Linked DNA regions of Homo sapiens: region 1 is linked to region 2. The links are chromatin loops, found by intact Hi-C in ENCODE. Cell type or tissue: right lobe of liver. All regions are shown on one strand. Links, peaks and the distances in the headings refer to the core of each region. The heading gives the core; the rest is flanking DNA.

Region 1 (8,333 bases), core at 38-8,037, 76 kb before region 2:
AACAGTTGCATAATATTTCCTTGTATTAAAGTATTACCATTTTCCACCAAGTGATTCCCCTATTGTTGGACATGGAGATTGCTTTTAATTTATTGTTTTGGATAAATTTGTTGCTTTGGTCAACATTCTTGCATCCACATTTTTTCCTACACCCTACATTATTTCCTTAGGATAAATTCCTCAGAGGCATGTTTGCTAGCCCAAAAGGCACACGGGTCTTGCTGTGTTGCCCAGGCTGGTCTTGAACTCCTCCTGGTCTCAAGTGATCTTCTCGCCTCAGCCTCCCAAAGCACTGCTGTTACAGTCATGAACCACCAAGCCCAACCAGGCACACACAGGCTTTGGAAGAACATTGTGCCAAATAGCCGTCAAAGAGGTTGATTTGATTTGCCCTCTTACTGCAGTGTCTGAGAGGACTCATTTTTTAAGCTAAGCTTTTCCCATTTAAATACTCTCTGATGAGCTTCCTCATGATTGTCGTGAGTTGTAAGGCCTTGCACCTTACAATTGAGAACATGCTTTACATCTGGAACCATTGGAGCAAAAGAAACCACTTCCATGACCTTGATTGGGCTGCCAAGTATTCACATATCACTTGCGTCCACCTCTCAGCAGTTTTCCCAACTGCGCGGTTGCTGAGCAGCGCTAGGGGAAAGGAGGGTGACAGAGGTGGGGTGATGAGGACTGCTGGACCCGCAAGGTTCTGGCGATGCAGGGCCATCCTCCCATCCTCCCTCTGATTTCCAGGTTGAATTGCTGCAGGATATCATGAACTACATTGTACCCATTCTTGTGCTGCCCAGGGTTAACGGTAAGGAACTTTGAAGAAACCATTCATTTTCAGTCATGGGGGAAGAGGGTGGGGTTGATTACCCACAGCCACCTGTTACCTGGCCCCAGGTATGAGGGCTGGGCAGTGGTGATGTCAAGTGAACTTCAAATGGCATCTGACCCAGAAATGAATGCAACAAAAAGGAACTCACATGAGTTGACTTACTACACATGGGTTGATTCATTATTGCGTGAGTTTGTCCTTACAAAACCCCCATGAGATGAAGGATTATTAACATCTCCAACTTTTATGGCAGGAAGCGGAAGAACAGAATGGTTTAGTGACTTAGGTCACAGAGCAGGCAAGAGATGGGGCATGGGTTTGATCCTAGCAGTGAAAACAAAGCCCATGGTCTCTTTCCAACTTTGGAAGCAGGATGAGGGGGTTCCCTGATAACCCCTCCCAGAGCTTAGATCACCACGCTGGTAAGAGCTTCAGGCAGGCCGGCCCCTGACCTTTGAGAGTGAGGGGCAAAAGTACTAATAGAGGCCCATATAACCTGTGACTAGGATATTTAGAACTTACCAATTAATCCAACAAATTATCATATGAAATATGATACATCAGTCCTGGGATCTGTCCTCCTACCTTGACAAATGTAGCTTTGTAATGACCTGGGAGGCCACGTTCTAATTTAGAGTTCTCCAAAGTTCCGTGTCAGAATGTGGCAGTATGTGGGGGGCTTGCCCTGGCCACTGTCCACCTCTGGCTTTATCCTAAATGTTGAGGGGTTTCATGCTCACATGCATAAATACCCCTATTACACACCACGCTCTAGTCACACCATTGCAAGCAGCAGATTTTTGGTTTAGTGTATACCAGCAGTGCTGCACCCTCAGGAGGGCCATCATGGGGATGGAGTCCACGCAGGTGCTAGAAGTGGACTTGGGGTTGATGGACAACAGGTGGGAGGTACGGACTCTGGGGCAGCCTTCCTTTCAGGCATGTATGCCCATGCCAGTCCCTACCTAGGGCCAGGCATGCTGGTTCAGGGAGGCTGTCTACCCAGGCTCTCTGGCCCTCCCTCCTCCCCTGCCCTTCTCTTTCTTTTCTCCTGGTCCTCACCATCGGTCTCTGTCACAGAGAAACTACAGAAAGGCTTCCCTCTCCCGACGCCGGCCAGAGTCCAGCTCTACAACGTAGTGCTTCAGCCTCACCAGGTGAGTCCCGGAGTCTTTTCCACAAATCTCCCCTAACGATAGTGACCAACAGCAGCCTATGGCTGCAATGCTTCCTGCATGCCAAGCCCTGTGTGAAGCGCCTTCTACCCTTACAACAACTCTGGGATGTGGGTGCTGTTAAAAAACAAAGAAAGACCAAGGTTCAGAAAAGCCACACAGTGTTAAATGAAGTCCAGATTCAAAGCCAGGCTCCCGGCTTTGAACCATCACTGCATCGTTCCCACGCTACACTCGGCAAAAATGAAATGCATTTGTGGGCCAAAGAGCCTCTTTTTTAAGGTGCATTTAAATATTTAACGAATATATGTTGCACACCTTTTGCACCCAGCATCATACTAGGCACTGTGGGGTATAACATGTGGTCGACGTCTGGCAGATTTAGACACAGCACAGAAGTCTCCTTCGTGGCTTTCGCCCAGGCTGACTTCCGTCTGCATTTGACACTGATGCGCTTCCTGGGCATGCTTTCTTCTCTTAGTTTCCAGCACTCCCCTAGCTCTTGGTTGTCTACCTGCCACCTCCTCTGCTTGTTCTCCTGCCCCTTCTCTGCAAGCTGGAGATCTCCAGGACCCCTCCCCAGGCCTCTTCTCTTCCCCCGCCATTGGCAAGCCTTCGTCACTCTTGTCAACCTCTTCAGGCTTAGCTGCCACCTGCGTGCCACCCAATGTCCCAGACATGCTTCCAGTCTTTTTATTTTTTCCAAACTCTCAGCTTGTGCATTCGCAGGCTCCCTCAATGTCTCCACCCTGAGGCCTCTTAAACCCAGCATGTCCCCACAAAGCTGTCACCTCCGCAGCGAAACCGTCACCCAGCTTGCATTTCTCACCTTGGTCAAAGGCTTTCCTGATAACTTGTGGCCCTCCTGGGGAGCCTCGCATCACCCAGATCCCTCCCTCTCCCTTTCCCCCAATGTCCAGGCCATCAATCCTCAATTCTTTAGACCAGGGAGCTAATTAATGGGGCTGAGAGACTGTAGAAAAATAACCAAGAGTGCAGAGGAAACACATACCGCATATTCCTCACATTTTACCAAGTTCGTGTTTTAAAAAAAATGACCCATGGCACAATTTAATTTCTTCATTTCTAAAAATCCTGAGTGAAGGACACAAAGAAGCAGAGAGAAGTGGTTTTGCAGCCTTGATTGGAACAAGCACTCCCTTGAGCTGCCATGAGGCAGGGACGACAAATGAAGGCCTCTAAAACAGCCCGGGGGGTCTCCGTGTCTAAGAAGGAGGCAGCTTCCAGGGAAGCTGCTGACAGATTCGCAGATGTTGGCAGCTGTGGATGTGTAGATCCGGGCAGCGAAACACTGAGTGACCCCCACTGGCCCTGCCTTTCTCCTTCCTAAGAGGCAGGCTCCCAAAATGTCCTTCTTAAAACTCCAGTAGCTCCACACTCACAAACAAGGGGTGCATCTTCAACTGGTGACAACATTCTCATCTCTCCCTAGAACTTCCTGCTGTTCGGTGCAGACGTTGTCTATAAATGAAGGCACCAGGGGTGCCGGGGGCTGTCAGCCACACCTGTTCCTGATGGGCTGTGGGGCACCGGCTGCCTTTCCCCAGGGAATCCTCTCCAGATCTTAACCAAGAGCCCCTTGCAAACTTCTTCGACTCAGATTCAGAAATGATCTAAACACGAGGAAACATTATTCATTGGAAAAGTGCATGGTGTGTATTTTAGGGATTATGAGCTTCTTTCAAGGGCTAAGGCTGCAGAGATATTTCCTCCAGGAATCGTGTTTCAATTGTAACCAAGAAATTTCCATTTGTGCTTCATGAAAAAAAACTTCTGGTTTTTTTCATGTGGATTCTGTGTGCTGGTATTGTTTCTTGTTTTATGTTCATTTATTTATTATTCATTGGCTGTAACCAATGTGGCCGGCAGTGCCAGTTTACAGCACAGATACAATCATCTCTTTTTATTTCTATAATTAATCTCTGGAATCCCCACAGCCTCCATTAACAGAAAGTCTCATTGTTCCAAATGTCCTTGTGATTTTCTTAGTCCAAATTCCTAATGTCACACAGAGAGGGTCTGGAGAGTGGGTCAGTCCACTATGCTGTTGTTCTTTCCACTACCACATGGTGTGGCTGTTGACCCGTCATTCTGCACAGCCCATTGTCCTGTGTAGTCACCTGTCCACTAGGACTGTTGCTCCCGTCACTACCACACGGTGTCGCTGTTGAAAAGCTAGCCTGCACAGCCCACCTTCCCTGCCCCACACTTGGGCTCCCCGTTTCATCCATGTTCTCCTGCCCAGCCATTGTCCCCAAAAGCAGAACAATGGGCCAGGTGACAGAGTCCATTGGGGTTTTCTGCTTCAGTCACATCTTTGGGTGCAATTAGCACTTCCCCATGACTCTCCCAGCTCTAGTGTGGAAGCCAGATCACCAACCCAGACTGTCTTTGGAATTCTGGGGAGTTTCCTTGGGGGCTTTGGGCCATTTCCTGCCATGGGACATCAGAGGGGGCTATCTCAGCCCATGAGATGGGGTTTTATGGATTGTACTTCAGATTGATTGAGGAGTCCTGGAAGGCCTTTCTACACTGCTGACATGTGCTCTGAGACCATAAGGATGAGCAACAACACACTGGAGGAGTTCGATGCAGACGGTGGAGTGGGGGACCACATGACCAGATTTAGTTTTTAAAATGTTTTATTGTGACTTCTGAAAGCATCAGAAGGACAAGAGGGCAAGGGATGAGCACAAATTAGGAATGTGTTGTTATTCAAGCTTCAACCAGATTGGTGATGGTAAAATTGAAGAGAAGCATTTGTAGCGAGCAAAAGCAGATAAAAGGTATTTATTTTATTTATAAAGAAAAATGTACACACTTCTGCTGACATCATTGATTCTCTGTCAAATGGAGTTAAAGGCTCTAGGGCCACACAAGAAGGGAGGGCCATTGATCAAACACTCTCAGGAGTCAAGCAAAGGGCATGAATGATCTAATTTAATCCTGATAGCATTCTTCATCCCCCAAGATGGCAATTGCTCAAACTTTTTTGGTTGTTTGTTTTTGAGACAGAGTCTTGCTCTGTCACCCAGGCTGGAGTGCAGTGGCACGATCTCAGCTCACTGCAACCTCTGACTCCCAAGTTCAAGCGATTCTCCTGCCTCAGCCTCCTGAGTAGCTGGGACTACAGGCATGTGCCATCATGCCTGGCTAATTTTTGTATTTTTAGTAGAGATGAGGTTTCATCATGTTGGCCGGGCAGGTCTCAAACTCCTGACCTCAGGTCATCTACCTGCCTGGGTCTCCCAAAGCGCTGGGATTACAGGGGTGAGCCACCGAGCCCAGCTGTTCAAACATTTTAAATTGAGTTACCCTTCCCTGATCACATAGCCAGCAGGTGGCAGAGTTGGAATTCCCACCTTATCTATTCCCACATGTCAGAGCCCATGCTTTTTTTGCTCCTCCCCGATGTCAAAATGTTGTCTGTTCTGGGGGACTTGGCACGTTTAAAGCAGAACTTCTTTGTTCTGTGGCATAGGTTGTACACTGTAAAACATAGGTTGTACCAGGTTGAGGAAACAAAAGTCTTTCTCTAATTTGTCCACCAGTAGTATGCATCTTTTTCTCCACTAGCCAGGGGCTATGGAGGCCCTGAATAGAACAGAAGAGCAGCTAGCAAGGGCGGAAGGAAGAGAGAGAAGGGAAGCACAGCGTGGGATAGACTGGGAGGCCATGAGGACTGTTAAGGGCTCTAGGTTTTGTTCCAAAAGATAAGGCAAGCCACTGGAGAGTTTTGAGCAGAAGAATGTTACAATCCAATTCACATTTGTAAAAGAGCCCTCTGGCTGCTGGGGAGACTAGCTGGTAGATATGGACACACACCTGCCATCCCCCACCCTCATTCTCTTTGGAGTTAACCCCCTTCTACACCTGCCCTCTACTTTCTGTAACATATAGGCACCCCCTGCTCCACACTCTATAGAAAAAAAAAAAAAAATGCAATTATTAGGTTGGTGCAAAAGTAATTGCGGTTTTTGCCATTACTTTTAATGCAAAAACCGCAATTACTTTTTTTTTTTGGAGACAGAGTCTCGCTCTGTCACCCAGGCTGGAATGCAGTGGTGTGATCTTGGCTCACTGCAACCTCTGCCTCCCGGATTCAAACCGTTCTCCTGCCTCAGCCTCCCAAGTATCTGGGATTACAGTCTCACACCAGTACGCGCGGCTAATATTTTGTGTACATATATTTTTAAATATAGACAGGGTTTCTCCATGTTGGCCAGAGTGGTCTCCAACTCCTGACCTCAAGTGATCCACCCACCTTGGCCTTCCAAAGTGCTGGGATTACAAGTGTGAGCCACTGAATCCAGTCTTGGCCGTTACTTTTAATGCCAAAAAAAATAATTACTTTTCCATCAACCTAAATCTTTCTTGGACCTGAAGATTGGTGCATGAAACACATTGTGCCTGCGAACTTCTCTCTAATGGCTGAGGAAAGGCAGTTGCTTGGGGGTTAGGGTTTGAGCAGCATTCCCCAACACACTCCAAAGGTTCTGCCAAGTTGGCTACAGAACCACTATTTGAGCAGCTTCTCCCTTCAGGCTAAGCATTGTCTGCTGCAGATGACTGCAAATGTGTGTTTGGGGTTTCTTTGGGTGACGTTGAAAATGTTCTAAAATTAAATTCTGGATTGTACACTTTAAATGGGTGAATTTTATGTATATGAAATATATGTCAATAAAGTGGCAAAAGACAATTGAAGAAGAAAAAAAAGAATTGTTCACTCCAAACTGCCTAAAAGCTCACCATCAGAGCAGCTTCCCTTCTGGGATAAGCACAGCCTTCCTGGGGTTCCTTTTGGAAATGCTGACTTATTAAATAAATATGAGGGAGGAGTACCCTCTGCAAGGAGAGAAGGTGGGGAGGGGCACAGGAAGACTAAGCACTGTCTTCATCATTTTGCCATGTCCCGCTAGTGGCCATGAGCAGCCCTGTCCCTGGGTCTATCTCTTCAGGCTTATGATCCTATTTAATCCTCATGACAACCGCTAAAGGTAGCCAAGGTTGCCCTTGTTTTTCAGATGAGGAGTCTCTAGAAAAGTCGTGTGGCCTGCTAAGCTAACTGTTCAGAGCCTGGGCTCTGGAGTCACCTGGCGGTGGTTTCAAACATAAATCCGGCCCCCTCAAGAGCTGTGTGACTTTGCAAATGTTCCTTAACCTCTCTGGCCCTCTATTTCCTCCTTTGAAAAGGAGAGTTAAAATCTTGCCCTCTCGGCATGAGGTTATTGGGAAGAATCAGAGGTATGATTGATAGGGTCATGGCACAGTGGTTAAGAGTATGAACCATGATCCCAGATATCTTGGGTTTAAATCCCACGTCTGCTATTTACCAGCTGTGTGACTTTGGGCAGTATACTTAATTCTCAGGTTTTCTATTTCTCATCTATAAAGGGAACATCATTATAGTACCTACCTCATAAAGTTGTTATGAGAATCAAATACATGTCAAATCCGTGGTACAGGGGTTGACAACAGTAATCCAAGTTTGCTCTAATTTGAATAAACGCAGTTCTTCTTACTATACTGTAAAGACTATATCTGACCAGGTGCAGTGGCTCACGACCTGTAATCCCAGCACTTTGGAAGTCTGAGGCAGGTGGATCACTTGAGCCCAGGAGTTCGAGACCAGCCTGGGCAACATGGCGAAACCCAGTCTCCACTAAAAACACAAAAATTAGCCGGGCGTGGTGGCACACACCTGTAGTCCCAGCTACTCAGGAGGCTGACGCACGAGTATCATTTGAACCCAGAAGGCGGAGGTTGCAGTGTGCTGAGATCACACCACTGCACTCCATCCAGCCTGGGTGATGGAGTGAGACTCTGTCTCAAAAAAAAAAAAACAAAAAAAATACTATATCTGGCTACAGTAGTATTCCCAATGCCTGCCACATAGTTGGTGATCAGTAAGTATTTATTTTAAAAATGATCTGGGATTTCAACCCACATCTGCATAACTCAAAACATTTATGCCAGTGATTCTCAATGTATGATCCAGGGCTGTCTGCCTGAATGGGCCTGACCCCAAGAATCAGAGCCCCTGGCTGGCCAGAACTCTGGATTTATCCTCTCCAGTTCAGCAATAGGCTCACAGTGTAACCTGGGCCAGTTCTCCCTCTCTAGGTCTCAGTTTCCCCATCTGTAAAAGTAAGGGCTCTCTGGGGTGAGGAGCTGTTTATCCACATGACCAGCCCTGCTCCATGGGGGCTCCTGGTATCTCAAGACACGCAACCTTCAAGCCACAAAGGATCGTCACTGACGTTACTACTTTTATTTTGTAAGCCCGCATGTCTCAGGGCTCA
Region 2 (8,333 bases), core at 49-8,048:
TCCTGACCTCGTGATCCACCCGCTTTGGCCTCCCAAAGTGTTGGAATTACATGCGTGAGCCACTGCGCCCGGCCCTGTTTTTTTCTTTATGTGTATATTTGTAATCTTGGTGAAAGGTATTCAGGAATTCTTTGTGCTACTTTTGCAACTTTTTTAAAGTCTAAAATTATTTTTTTAATGAGAAGTTATTTTTTTCACAAGCCTCCTGAAAAATAGCGTTATAATGCCACCATTCAATTACACGGTAAGACAGTAATACCCCACCTTTCTATGGAGCCCTTGGAGGTGCCAGGCATGTGCTAATTTGAGGTTTATCTCATTGAATCCTCACAGCAATCCTAAGAAGGAGATGCTATCATTACCCCCAGTTTTCAGATGAGGAAACCTTCAGCTCAGAGAGGTGAAGTGACTTGCCCAGGGTCACACAGCCAGTAAGTGATGAAACTGTGTGGCTGTGCTCTCTGAATCCAGAGTAATTTAAAAAGTCCAAGTAGCAGCACATAGGATCCACAACACTGGATGACAGGGGTCGCGCTGTTCAGAGGACTGGGGGCCACTCCCATGGCTGCAGATCGAACTCTACAATCACCTTCAAATGTGCCTGGGCCTTTGCTATGCCTCTGCCCACCCTCCTGCTGCTCCTGGCATGTGCTGCTCACTGTCTCCACCAGTCCCTCTCCTACTTCCTCTTCTGGAATAGACTATCTCTTCCTCCATGTCCGCTTCCCAAGCCCTCTACCTGGGAGAACACTCTCCGTGCTCTGTGGTTCCACAGCCCTATACCTATCCCTTTCTCAGGGACTATCCCACTCTTTTTTTTTTTTTTGACAGAGTCTTACTGTATTACCCAGGCTGGAGTGCAGTAGTGCAGTTTCAGCTCACCACAACCTCCGCCTCCCAGGTTCAAGTGATTCTCCTGCCTCAGCCTCCTGAGTAGCTGGAATTACAGGCACGTGCCACCACGCCTGGCTAATTTTTGTATTTTTAGTAGACGGGTTTCGATATGTTGGCCAGGCTGGACTCGAACTCCTGACTTCAGATGATCCGTCTGCCTCGGCCACCCAAAGTGCTGGGATTACAAGCATGAGCCACCGTGCCCAGCAGACTATCCCACTCTTCACCTCCTGCTGCAATTCCCCTGGCAAAGCAGAAGAGTGTAGCTGTAGCTAGCTCCAGCTGGGGACTCAGCCAGGCCTGGAACCAAAACCTGGCTCTACCCATCACTGGCTGTCTGATCTTGGGCAAGTCACTCGGCCTTTCTTAGCATTTGTGTTAGTCTGTTCTGCATTCCTATAAAGGAATACCTGTGACTGGGCAATCTGTAAAGAAAAGAGGTTTATTGCCGGGTGCAGTGGCTCACGCCTGTAATCCCAGCACTTTGGGAAGCTGAGGTGGGCGGATCATGAGGTCAGGAGACCGAGACCATCCTGGCTAACATGGCGAAATCCCATCTCTACTAAAAATACAAAAAATTAGCCGGGCGTGGTGGTGGACGCCTGTAGTCCCAGCTACTCGGCAGGCTGAGGCAGGAGAATGGTGTGAACCCGGGAGGCGGAGCTTGCAATGAGCCAAGATTGCACCACTGCACTCCAGCCTGGGCGACAGAGCAAGACTCCGTCTCAAAAAAAAAAATTAAATTAAATTTTAAAAAAGAGGTTTATTTGGCTCACAGTTCTTCAGACTGTACAAGCATGGCACCAGCATCTGCTCAGCTTCTGGTGAGGCCTCAGAAGCTTCCGATCATGGCAGAAGGCAAAGGAAGAGCAGGCGCATCATATAGCAAGAGAGGGAGCAAAGAGAGAGAGGAGGAGGTGCAGGCTCCTTTAAACAACGGGCTCTCTCGTGAACTAACAGCAAGAACTCACTCATTACCATGGGGAGGGCACCAAGTCACTTAAGAGGGATCTATCCCAATGACCCAGACACCTCCCAGCAGGCTCCATGTCCAACATTAGGGATCACATTTCACCATGAGATATGGAGGGGACAAATATTCAAACTGTATCAGCATCTTTTAAGTCAAACAGAGGTATTATAACCCAATTCATTATAAAGAGTTTTTGGGCATTTAATATAACATGTGACAAGCAACAAGTACTTAATAAGTGTTAGCTACTATTTTTATGTCCTATCTCTATAATGACTGTTTTACATTTTTTCACAAAAATTAATTATAAGCATGTGTTGAAGTTTTATTTTAAGCTTGTCACAAAGCCAAGTCAGTAGTTCCCTTTTGTTATGGATATTTCAAAGGAAAAGAGAATGGTTGGATAATCATTATTAAACTGAATACAAGACAAAGAATGTATGATAATCATCCAAATGGTTTGGGTAGCTAATTTCCCCAAAGAGGTTTTAATCTTGTTAAAGTTTATCAGAAAATTGCTTCAGCATTTATCAGGAATGCTCATGTCCTCCCAGAAGGAGGTTGTGAATTGTATCACGAAAGTGTTCTATTCCAGGCTGTGATTGGGATGTTCTTCTTAATCATACCCATAAGAATCGGCAGAGCACCGTGTCTCACTCCTGTAATACCAGCACTCTGCGAGGCCGAGGCAGGCAGATCACTTGAGGCCAGAAGTTCATGACCAGCCTGGCCAACATGGTAAAACCCTGTCTCTACTAAAAAAGAAATACAAAAATCAGCTGGGCGAGGTGGCATGTACCTGTAATCCCAGCTACTGGGGAGGCTGAGGCATGAGAATCACTTGAACCCGGGAGGCAGAAGTTGCAATGAGCTGAGATCACGCCAGTGCACTCCAGCCTGGGTGACAGAGTGAGACTCCGTCTGAAAACAAAACAAAAGAATCATGGCCGACATTTCCTGAGCCTTCACTATGCATCTAGTCTGGAGCTGTGTCACAGGCCTGGCCTTGAAACAGGTTCTGGATGCATTTCATCATTGTCACCCCCCACCCCCCAGCATGCTCAGTTCGGTGTAGGACTCTGCAGATGTCTACAACATGCTGATGAGATGGGTGAGTGGGAGCAGCGGCCATCATGTCCCAGGCCTTTGCACAATGTGCAACATACAACACCCTCTCCACACCACCAAGATGGAAATAAACAGGTTTCTGAGAGTAGAAAGAACCACCCGTTGCTCCCCCAGTTTCATTGGGTATGAGTTTGTGCTGTTTGGGAGAATGACGTGCTAGGTGTTTTGTCCAACACCATAAAGTAGGCTCCTTGTCAGGGAGATAACAAGGCGCTTTGTTCTGGCCACAGAGCCGGGTAGAGCATCCAAAGGCTCATTACCAAGCATGGATGCCTTTCCTCTGACAGACAATGAAGAATTGGATCCAAGTTGCTCATTAAGTTCCTTAGGGAGTTGTTGGACATCTTGCTACTGTATGAACAAACAGATGGACCTGGCTGCTGGCTGCAAGGATATTTTAGAAAAAGCAGGTCTGCCTACCCATTATGAAGAGTAAAATATTATACTGGGATGGGGTGCATCATCTCCAAGCTGGTTTGGGGGTGAGGTCAGTGGTTCTCAAAATGTGGTCCTCTGAACAGCAGCATCAGCATCACCTGGAAATTTGTTTGAAGTGAGAATGTGCCCGGGTGCGGTGGCTCACACCTGTAATCCCAGCATTTTGGGAGGCCGAGGCAGGCTGAGGTCAGGAGTTCAAGACCAGCCTGGCCAACATGGCAAAATCCTGTTATCTACTAAAAGTACAAAAATTAGCAGGGTGTGGTGGTGGGCACCTGTAGTCCCAGATACTCCAGAGGCTGAGGCAGGAGTATCGCTTGAACCCGGAAAGCGGAGGTTGCAGTGAGCCGAGATCGTGCCACTGGACTCCAGCCTGGGCGACAGAGCGAGACTCTGTCTCAAAAAAAAACAAAAAAAAAAAAAATGAAGAAGTCAGGATGCTTGGTCCCCATCCCAAATCTGCTGAATCAGAAACTCAGGGGAGGGGCCCAGCAATCTGTGCTTTAACAAGCATTGTAGGTGATTTGGATGCATACTTAAGTTTGAGTTGAACTGAATTTTTTTTTTTTTTTGAGACAGAATCTCACTCTGTCACCGAGGCTGGAGTGAAGTGGTATGTGATCATGGTTCACTGCAACTTCTGCCTCCTGGGTTCAAGTGATTCTCGGGCCTCAGCCTCCCGAGTAGCTGAGATTACAGGCACACACCATCACACCCAGCCAATTTTTTTGTACTTTTAGTAGAGACAGAGTTTCACCACGTTGGCCAGACTGATCTCGTCAGGCAATCCACCCACTGCAGCCTCCCAAAGTGCTAGGATTACAGGCATGAGCTGCTGCGCCCAGCCCTGAGTTGAATTAAATGGTAATATCTTTTCCTCTTTCCTTCTTATTTCACTTCCTAGCATCTTCTCTTTCTCACTATCCTCTCCCATCCCTTCTCCCTCACAAACCAGCAACACGTTCTCAGAAGCCACTGGGATTTGATCTAAGCGCTCAGGTGGGTTGCAAGACCTTTTGAGAGATCACCAGGATGGGAGATGATCAAGCTCCAGAACACTGTTACATTCTCCCAGTGGAACCTGAGAGCAGACCTGCCTGGATGAGCTAGGAGACATCTTGATGGCCATCTCCGGCCATGACAGCACGTATTTCTGAGGCAGAAACAAATCCGGCCAGAGTGTAGAGCCTGTGCTGCCCTGGAGCCAGCTTTAATTGATCATAAGAATGTTTGGGGCAAAATGGCATAGGAAAAGAACAGCAGTGGGAGAAAAGGTGAAAACCATAGGTAACCACAGAGAGGCCTGGAGCAATGGAGCTATTCAGAGAAAAATACAACAAACAGCCACCAGGATGGATTTGTTAGAACACATCAGCATTGGCCGGGCGCGGCGGCTCTCACTTGTAATCCCAGCACCTTGGGAGGCCAAGGTGGGCAGATCACCTGGGGTCAGGAGTTCAAGACCAGCCTGGCCAACATGGTGAAACCTCGTCTCTACTAAAAATACAAAAATTAGCCGGGTGTAGGGGCACATACCTGTAGTCCCAGTTACTCAGGAGGCTGAGGCAGGAGAATCGCTTGAACCCAGGCGGTGGAGGTTGCAGTGAGCAAAGATCACGCCAGAGTATTCCAGCCTGGGAGTCAGCAGCGAGACGCCGTCTCAAAGAAAAAGAACATATCAGCATTTACTGAAGACTCAAGTGGACTTCCTACAGATCTGGGGCTGATATTCAGAGGACGTTCAAGGAAAGGGTGACTCCTGAAGGCTGGAGAACAAGGGACACTCCTATTACACATGCAAAAAGAAGATACAGCCCAACGGCTCATTTCAATAAATATTTGCCAAGTGCCAGCAATTCTCCAGGGTGCATGCTGGATTTTTAAGCAGGATGCAGGTCTGGTACCTCACTCTGGTACTGTGGCCCCTGCTAGGAAACTCTTCAGCCACATCCTCAGCCACCTCTGGGTTGACGTAGACCATTCAGGATCCCAGGGCAGCTCCAGGATGCTAAATTCCAAAGGACTGAATTGCTATGGACTGAACTTTGTACCCCCAAAAGTCACATATTGAAGCCTGATGTGGTTTGGCTGTGTCCCCACCCAAATCTCACCCTGGATTATAATAATCCCCATGTGTCAAGAGCAGGGCCAGATGGAGATAACTGAATCAAGGGGGTGGTTTCCTCCATACTGTTCTCATTGTAGTCTCAGGAGATCTGATGGTTTTATAAACGGGAATTTTCCTGAACAAGCTGTCTTGCCTGCCACCGTTAGTAAGACGTGACTGCTCCTCATTCCCCGTTCACCATGACTGTGAGGCCTCCCCAGCCATATGGAACTGTGAGTCAATTAAACCTCTTTCTTTTATAAACTATCCAGTCTCAGGTATGTCTTTATTAGCAGCGTGAGAACAGACTAACACAAAGCCTAACCCTCAATGTAACTATATTTACAGATAGGGCCTTTAAGGAGGTAATTAAAGTTAAATGAGGTCATAAGGGTGGAGCCATAATCTGATAGAATTAGTGCCCTTATAAGAAGAGACACCAGGGAGGCCATTCCCTCGCTCTCCACCATATGAGGACACAGCAAGGCAGCCATCTGCAAGCCAGGAAGAGAGCTCTCATCAGAAATTGAATCAGCCAGCACCTTGATCTTGGACTTCCTGGCCCCCAGAACTTTGAGAAAATTAACTTCTGTTGTTTAAATCACTCAATCTATGGAATTTTGTTATGGCAGCCCAAGATGGCGAAGATACGTCCCTCTGCCCAACCACACCAAGCTGTCCAGTTGCCATGGCTATACTACAGTTTAGGGCAGGGGGCAATTCAAGAGGTGGCCTCTTGCACAGTGTTAAATGGGAAGCAAAGTCAATGTCTCCTCTCTTGTTCTCAGTGTTCTCTCTAATGTACTTGCACCCTCTCCAAGTCAAAGTCCAGAGAAGGGAAATTGGGACACCCATGTGAGCCTCTTGTCATCTGCTTCTCTGTTCCCCTTCTTCTTCCTTAATCCCTCAAGGTCAAAAAAACAAAAACAAAAACAAAACAACAACAATAACAAAAAAAAGAGCATCAGGTAAAAACCTTTTGTGACCCCTAATTATATCTTTCTTTCTGACTCCAGCTAAGCCTTAATGGTAGACAAAAGTGTCTACTCCACATCCCTGTAAAATTTTTGGGAATAGATTCTCCAAGTTTGCTTACTGGTATAAAGGAGTAATTAAAAAAAAATATTGAAGAATCCTGCCTTGCAAGCAAGGCTACTGTCCTGCTGCATAATCCTATTTTTGAATGACAAAGACTGACTAACACTGTGGCCTTCCTTGGCATTCAAATCTCCCCCTAGCCAAAAGGATGCCAGGGATATATTAGAGAAACTATGATGTTCTGGGAAAGAAAAAAGAGAAAAGCATGTTAAAATAAAAAAAAAAAAAATCACCCCAATTTGCATATATACATATAAATCTTTTTTTTTTTTTTTTTTGAGAGTTTCACTCTCAAAACTCCTGGGCAATAGGAGTTTCACTCCTGTTGCCCAGGCTGGAGTGCAATGGCGCGATCTCAGTTCACTGGAACCTCCGCCTCCCGGGTTCAAGCGATTCTCCTGCCTCAGCCTCCTGAACAGCTGGGATTACACGCGCCCACCACCAAGCCTGGCTAATTTTTGTATTTCTAGTAGAGATGGGGTTTCACCATGTTGTCCAGGCTGATTTCGAATAAATCTTCTTTTAACCAAAAAAATGGTATATCACATTTTACATACTTCCCTGCTCTAAGCTTCATTTGCCTAAAATTGTATCTTCATCTTTCTATCTTGGAACATAGACATCTATCTTGCTGTCTACCTCTATCTCCCTACTCCAAGTCACCAATATCTGTCACCTAGACAACTGCCATAATCTTCCAACTGGTCACCTTGCTTCCACTCTTGCCCTGGTATAATCCGTTCTCCAAACAGAGAGAAAAACATTTTTTAAGTAAAATCTGCTAATGTCAAGATTTCTGCTTCTAAATAGAAGGGAGTAGTTGACAGGCCAATGTTTCTGCTAAGAACTGGAAAGGGTGGATAAAATAGAAAACCATCGTTTTAAAGGCATTGGAGAGCTTTGGAGGCAAAGGACTGGAAGCATTAAAATTCCACAAAGGGGACCAGGGGTGGTAGCTGACACCCGTAATCCCAGTACTTTGGAGGCTGAGGTGAAAAGATAGCTTGAGCCTAGGAGGAGTTTGAGACCAGACAGGGTCTCAACATAGCAAGAACCTATCCCTTAAAAAAAAAAAAAAAAAAAAAAATTAGTGGCTGGGCGCAGTGGCTCACACCTGTAATCCCAGCACTTTTGGAGACCAAAGTGGGTGGATCACAAGGTCAGGAGTTCAAGACCAGCCTGGCCAAGATGGTGAAACCCCATCTCTACTAAAAATACAATAGCTGGGCGTGGTGGCGGGTGCCTGTAATCCCAGCTACTCGGGAGGCTGAGGCAGAGAATTGCTTGAACCCAGGAGGTGGAGGTTGCAGTGAGCCGAGATCGCACCACTGCACTCCAGCCTGGGTGACAGAGCAAGACTCTGTCTCAAAAAAAAAAAAAAAAAAAAAAAATTAGCTGGGCATGTTGGTGCACAGCTCAGCCTCCCAAGCAGCTAGGATTAAAGATAACCATTAGCATTCTTTCATAATATTTTTAAATTAAGGTATTTATATTGCTTTGGACATAATGCTATTGCACAGTTAATAAACTACACTATAGTGTAAACTTGATTTTTTTACACAAGGGTCTTCACTAGGTTGTCCAGGCTGGCTTTGAACTCCTGGGCTCAAGAAATCCTCTGCCTTAGCCTCTGGAGTAGCTGGGACTACAGGTGCACGTGCCACCACACCTGGCTAAAATAACTTTAATGCACTA

Evidence for each region. Hi-C counts contacts between places; a loop is a spot of excess contacts. Peaks named below come from ENCODE experiments on the same cell type or tissue, not always from the same donor. Only the 100,000 strongest peaks of a DNase experiment are listed, where the experiment ranks them.
Region 1: it touches region 2 in a loop (2.2-fold over the local background); 36 of 110 quality-filtered maps call a loop at or near these places.

What each region holds. Positions count from the first base shown.
Region 1 is chr20:38,333,683-38,342,015 of GRCh38, forward strand. BPI (bactericidal permeability increasing protein) reads left to right here. Exons shown (of 15, transcript NM_001725.3): 13 at 748-811; 14 at 1,916-1,992; 15 at 3,464-3,823. The coding sequence ends at 3,502. Among named protein-coding and RNA genes, the nearest start is that of LBP, 8.6 kb to the right of the region's middle. RefSeq lists an enhancer at 653-1,852. In right lobe of liver, for the core only: CTCF peaks have their summits at 4,147 and 5,370 (motif pointing right); DNase peaks (open chromatin) are centred at 4,159 and 5,369.
Region 2 is chr20:38,410,137-38,418,469 of GRCh38, forward strand. LOC124904901 (a long non-coding RNA gene) reads right to left here and starts at 6,876. Exons shown (of 2, transcript XR_007067582.1): 1 at 4,970-6,876; 2 at 2,168-3,531. In right lobe of liver, for the core only: no CTCF peak of the experiment used is centred there; no DNase peak of the experiment used is centred there.